Linked DNA regions of Homo sapiens: region 1 is linked to region 2. Evidence: chromatin loops called from intact Hi-C (ENCODE). Cell type or tissue: thyroid gland. All regions are shown on one strand. Links, peaks and the distances in the headings refer to the core of each region. The heading gives the core; the rest is flanking DNA.

Region 1 (2,809 bases), core at 27-2,526, 53 kb after region 2:
CTCATAATATCCTCAAGTTTCATCCATGTTGTGGCACGTGACAGGATTTCCTTTCTTCCTTCCTTCCTTTTTTTTTTTTTTTTGAGATGGAGTTTTGCTCTTGTTGCCCAGGCTGGAGTGCAAAGGTGCAATCTGGGCTCACCGCCACCTCCGCCTCCTGGTTTCAAGCAATTCTCCTGCCTCAGCCTCCTGAGTAGTTGGGATTACAGGCATGCACCACCACGCCTGGCTAATTTTGTATGTTTAGTAGAGATGGGGTTTCTCCATGTTGGTCAGGCTGGCCTTGAACTCCCAACCTCACGTGATCCACGTGCCTCGGCCTCCCAAGGTGCTGGGATTACAGGTGTGAGGCACTGTGCCCAACTGATTTCCTTCTTTTTAAGGTGGAATGATATTCTATTGTCTTGGATATACCACATACACTGAGAAAGTCTTTTTACATTTAATTTTTTTTTTTTATTTTTGAGATGGAGTCTCACTCTGTCACTCAGGCTGGAGTGCAGTGGCGCAATCTTGGCTCACTGCAACCTCTGCTTCTTAGGTTCAAGTGATTCTCCTGCCTCAGCCTCCTGCGTAGCTGGGATTACAGGTGCGTGCAAACACGGACGACTCTTCTTTTTTTTTTTTTTGTATTTTTAGTCGAGATGGGGTTTCACCATGTTGGCCAGGGTGGTCTCAAACTCCTGACCTCAAGTGATCCACCTGCCTCGGCCTCCCAAAGTGTTGGGATTACAGGCACAAGCCACCACGCATGGCCAGGAAGTCTTTTTTTTGAGACAGGGTCACTCTCTGTTACCCAAGCTGGAGTGCAGTGGTGTGATCATGGCTTACTGTGGCCTTGACCTCCTGGGCTCAAGTGATCCTCCCACCTCAGCCTCCTGAGTAGCTGGGACTACAGGTGTGCACCACCACATCTGGCTACTTTGTGTATTTTTCATAGAAACGGGGTTTCACCATGTTGCCCAGGCTGGTCTTGAACTCTTGAGCTTAAGTGATCCACCTGCCTTGGCCTCCCAAAGTGCTGGGATTACAGGTGTAAGCCACCGTGCCTGGCCCTAAGGGAGGAAGTCATCAACTGGGGCCTGAGAGCTGAGTTCAATTAGTGTAAGGGTGGATGGATAGACGGAGAGAGGATAGGAAGGGGAGAGGGCTCCAAAATGACTGAGTAATTGGCTGGGAACTGAGAGAAGTTTCGGTGGCTGTAGTGTGGACTGTCAGATGAGGATGGTGATGGGAGATGGGGCCAGAGAAGAGAGCAGGTGCCGGGACACACAGGGCTTGTGAGTTCCGCGAAGGAGTTTGCCCAGTGTCCAGCAGGGGGCAGTAGTGGTGGTCTCCCCACCTTGTTCCTATGGGCTGATTTGGGCTGTGGTTCTGGCTGCGTGGCCTCTGTGTGTCTGTTTCCTCAGCCAGATCTTCTCTGAGTGGACAGCACTTCGAGAAGACCTACGTGGGATGGTTGGATCCTGGAGAGGCCTACAAGTAGCCATCGATTCAGTCCAGACACTATTTGCTCTGGAATGTGCGGGACTGGCTCACATTGGCTCCTGAGAGGAGGGAGAAAATGTGCGCAGGGCAAGTTGGAGACGTTATTTCTCAGTTTGCAGTTGGTTGGATCATGTCAGCCCATCAGGATATTTTAGCCAGGATGGAAACGAGCCTTCTAGAGCATTTAGGATGGGGATTGCCACTTGGGGAATTAAAGGCAATAATGACAAAATGAGCTTATCAGAGGACCTAGTAGGATTCTCATTCCTGTGGCTGGGTACTGTTGACAGGAGGGCAGCTTCCTGGGCACTCGAAGGCAGGAGGAACTTGACTCTGAACACGGCTAACGTCCTGTATTGTACAGCTGTGGTCATGCTGTGAAATTCTTGTGTCTTCTAGTTATATTTAGAGGAATTATATCTTTTTACTGTGTCTGTTGGTATTTTTACATCAATCACAGTCCATCTTGTAACAATAAAATAATCTTTCAAAAATGTTTTCTGTTTAAATTAGCCTAAAACTCTCCCTTTCTCTCTCTTTCTCTTTTTGAGACACGGTCTCACTCTGTTACCCAGGCTGGAGTGCAGTGGCACGATCATAGCTTGATTATATCTCACTGCAGCCTTGACCTCCTAGGCTCAATGATCCTTCCACCTCAGACTCCTGAGGAGCTGGGACTACAAGCACACACCACCATGTCCAGCTAATTTTTTTTTGTAATTTTTTGTAGAGGCCAGGTTTTGCTATGTTGCCCAGACTGATGCTGAACCCCTGAGCTCAAGCAATCCACCTGCCTTGGCTTCCCAAAGTGCTGGAATTACATGTGTGAGCCACTGGGCCCGCCCCCTAAAACTATCTCTCATTTTTCAGCAAAAAATCTGATGAGTACTAATTCCCTTTTCTCCCAACTTCGTGTCTAAGATTTTGAACGTTGGGTGTTTAATGTCTAACGGTATTTTCCTTCATGAAAACATGCAGGAGAGGGAGCTGCAGCTGCAAACTAATGTTCTGAGGCCTCTTCTCCCTGTTCTCCTGCAAGAAGTCCGAGGTTCATAGCACTGTGACTAAGAACACATCTTAGATAGCAGGGCCTCCGGATAGAGAGTGCCAGGGGCCAGAGGAGACCAGGCTTCCCCTCCACAGGTATTAGTGTGTATGTGGGGGTGAGTCTGTTGTGGCTTGGGGCTGTCCCTGGCCATTCCACTGAGAAATGAGCCTCATGTGCTGGAGGGCCGCCTGCCACTCTGGTCCTTTCTGCCTATGATCCAAAGGGGAGGATGGTGCCTCGTTAGCCTCATCTCACTTGTTCCCTGTTAGTTGA
Region 2 (2,809 bases), core at 144-2,643:
GCCCTCCTCACTTGTCATTCCACCGCCCTGTCCACTCCACTTCTCCCCAGGGATTTCGGATGCGGATCAGTTTCTGTAGGCTTCCGTTACTTTCAACCTGCAGGATTAGATAAAAGGGAGGAGTAAGAGGTTGAGTTCAAGTCAGGGCTATGAAGGCTTGGGCCTCCAACCCCCTTCCGCATGAGCCAGGAGGTATGGGGCTGAGGACGGTGGGGAGGATTTGGGGGTTGAGTCCATGTATGAGGGAGGATCACAAGAGCTAGAGGGGGCTTGGCACCCAGACCTCTCACTGCTGCCTAGCTTTGGAAAATGAGATTTAAAGCTCCCAGGATCCGGCTCTCGAGGATGGGGCTGTTGGTGCTTCATCTCTGAACTTCAGCTTAACTGACAGGATGCGCTTTTGGTAAAGGAGCTCAGAGAAGCTTTACCATTTGTTGAAAGATCACTGGTGATAACAGGCACATGCAGTGAGTGAATCTGGATTGAGTCCTGGATGGGGTTGGGGTGGGTCGCCAGAAAGGACATTTTGGGCAACTGGGAAAATGTTAGTATAGACTTTATAATAGATGACACTACTGAATTAATGTTATTTTCTTAGGTGTGGCAACAGTAGAGGAATTATGTAACAGAATGTCCTTATTCATAGGGAATAAATGCTGAAGTATTGAGGAGGGAAGTGTCATAACGTCTGCAACTTACTTTCATATGGCTCAAAAAAAGTGCACACATAGATAAAGCAGACATGGCAAATGTTAGCAATCGGTGAATCTAGGGGAGTGGCAATTGGATAGTTATTATGTTAGTCTTTCAACTTTTCTGTATACGTGAAAATTTTCAAATAAAAAGACGTGTGTGTGTGAGGGGGTAGTTAAAAAAATCAAGGTTAAAAAAAGAACACTGGACATGCAGAAGATCTGCGGTCTAGACTGGGTTCTGTAATTAACAGTGAACTTGAGTTGCTTGATAATTTTTTTTTTGAGACATGGTCTTACTTTGTCGCTGAGGCTGGGGTGCAATGGCATGATCATGGCTCACTACAGCCTCGACCTCCTGGGCTCAAGTGATCCTCCCACCTCAGCCTCCCGAGTAGCTGGGACGACAGTGGCATGCCACCATGCCCAGCTAACTTTTTTTTGTAGAGACAGGTTCTTGCTACGTTGCCCAGGCTGGTCTTGAACTCCTAGGCTCGAGTGATCCTCCCACCTCGGTCTCCCAAAGTGTTGGGATTTCAGGTGTGAGCCACCATGTCAGCCCATAATATTTTCAATAACAACAGTGATCACAACAGCAAGGACAGCTACCTCCTTATATATGATGTGTGAGTCACCTCTGAGCACTTTACATATATTAACTTGATTGAATCGCCACGACCTTCCAATGGATATTATCATTATTTCCATTTTTTAAATGAGGAAACTAAGGGACAGAGAGTTCCAGTAATTGGCCCAGGCCACACAGCTGGTAAGAGGCAGTCAGATTTGAACATGGGCACGAATACTTTTACGAGATCAAAAGAGAAAGCACCTTATAGAGTATAAAACACTATGAAGATGCATTGTTTTATTATTTTTAGCTTATCAAAATAGTAAGGTTGTAACTGTAAAACAGGGTAACATCTAAAACAAGTAAAACCAGGGCCCCTGGCGCCGGCCACTGCGGCCACCAGGTGGCAGCGCGGCGCACCCGGCGCCCGAGCTGCGAAAGGGACGCCCTTCTCCTCCCGCGCGGAACTTCAGGAGTGCGGGGCCCGAGTGTAAACTGGACCACCGTGGGGCCGCGCGGGCCCCTGGGCATCACCACAAACTGTGCCTGTGGCCATCGTGTCAGGACAGCAGGACCCCTGCACATCCGCGCCGGCCGTTACCTCCTCGGCTCCGGTGACCGAGTACGCGTGCCCCTTCACCAGCTTCTGAAACGTGATGGCCTCCGAGTCCGCGGCGCTGGTGATCTGCAAACACAGCAACCGTCAGACTGGCCGCACCCGCTCTCCCTTCCTCCCGGACTCCCTCGCTCCCTCTGTCCTACTGCCGGGCGGGACCGCCGGACGCACTAGCGCAGCGGCCGAGGCCTGGGGTGGGAGGCTCAGGGCTGCGCTTTCTTGCACTTGGAGAACCTTTCCTACCCCGTTCAAATGCTTGAACGCCGAGAATACCAGAGAAAAGGCGGAATGCAACCCTCTCGCGGAACGAGCACAGGCATTCCCGTGTGAATAGCGCATCCACGGATTTCTGCAGGCTGGGAAGGGCGGGAAAGGGCGCACGGCCGAGAGAGGGCTGGAGGGGGTCCTCGATGGCGCAGGGAAAGGGCGCACGGCCGAGAGAGGGCCGGAGGGGGTCCTCGATGGCGCAGGGCTGATACCCAGACAGCCTTGAGTGGCCCAGGGACACTGAGCACACCCTCGCCCCACCACCAGCCCATGCTCCGTGGTCTGGCCCAGCCCAGCTGTAGGGTTTATACTAGGACGGTTGTTTATTCCGGTCTGAGTCAGAATTTGCTTCTGTTTTAAGAACGCCTCACAGCCTCTCCTTTCCCCTATCTATTCTGATGAAGGTTGAGCCTGGGAAGAAGGGCTGGAGCAGAAAGGGTCTTCTGCCTCAACGTGTTCTGCTGATAAACTTTGAGAATTCCTGCCTAGGGAGTCTGACCTAGATTTTGGCTCCAAAAGCCAGGGCTTCTTATCTCTGTCCCCCGCAGAGACCAGAACCTGGATGGGACAGGGCTCAGAGGTTGGGCACAGCCTTTGCTCCAAGGCTCCTGGGCACAGTGCCCACCTCCCATCCCCTGGTGAGCGTTGCCAGCAAGGCTATTA

What was found. Peaks named below come from ENCODE experiments on the same cell type or tissue, not always from the same donor. Only the 100,000 strongest peaks of a DNase experiment are listed, where the experiment ranks them.
Region 1: it touches region 2 in a loop (2.7-fold over the local background); 76 of 110 quality-filtered maps call a loop at or near these places.

What each region holds. Positions count from the first base shown.
Region 1 is chr1:223,695,119-223,697,927 of GRCh38, reverse strand. All of the region lies in intron 1 of LOC105373281 (a long non-coding RNA gene), which reads left to right. Among named protein-coding and RNA genes, the nearest start is that of CAPN2, 16 kb to the left of the region's middle. In thyroid gland, for the core only: a CTCF peak has its summit at 1,325 (motif pointing right); no DNase peak of the experiment used is centred there.
Region 2 is chr1:223,748,178-223,750,986 of GRCh38, reverse strand. It overlaps CAPN2 (calpain 2), which reads right to left. Exons shown (of 21, transcript NM_001748.5): 6 at 1,865-1,948; 7 at 12-97. Among named protein-coding and RNA genes, the nearest start is that of CAPN2, 37 kb to the right of the region's middle. RefSeq lists a silencer at 2,586-2,809. In thyroid gland, for the core only: a CTCF peak has its summit at 1,659 (motif pointing right); a DNase peak (open chromatin) is centred at 1,776; H3K4me3 peaks cover 520 bases; H3K27ac peaks cover 970 bases.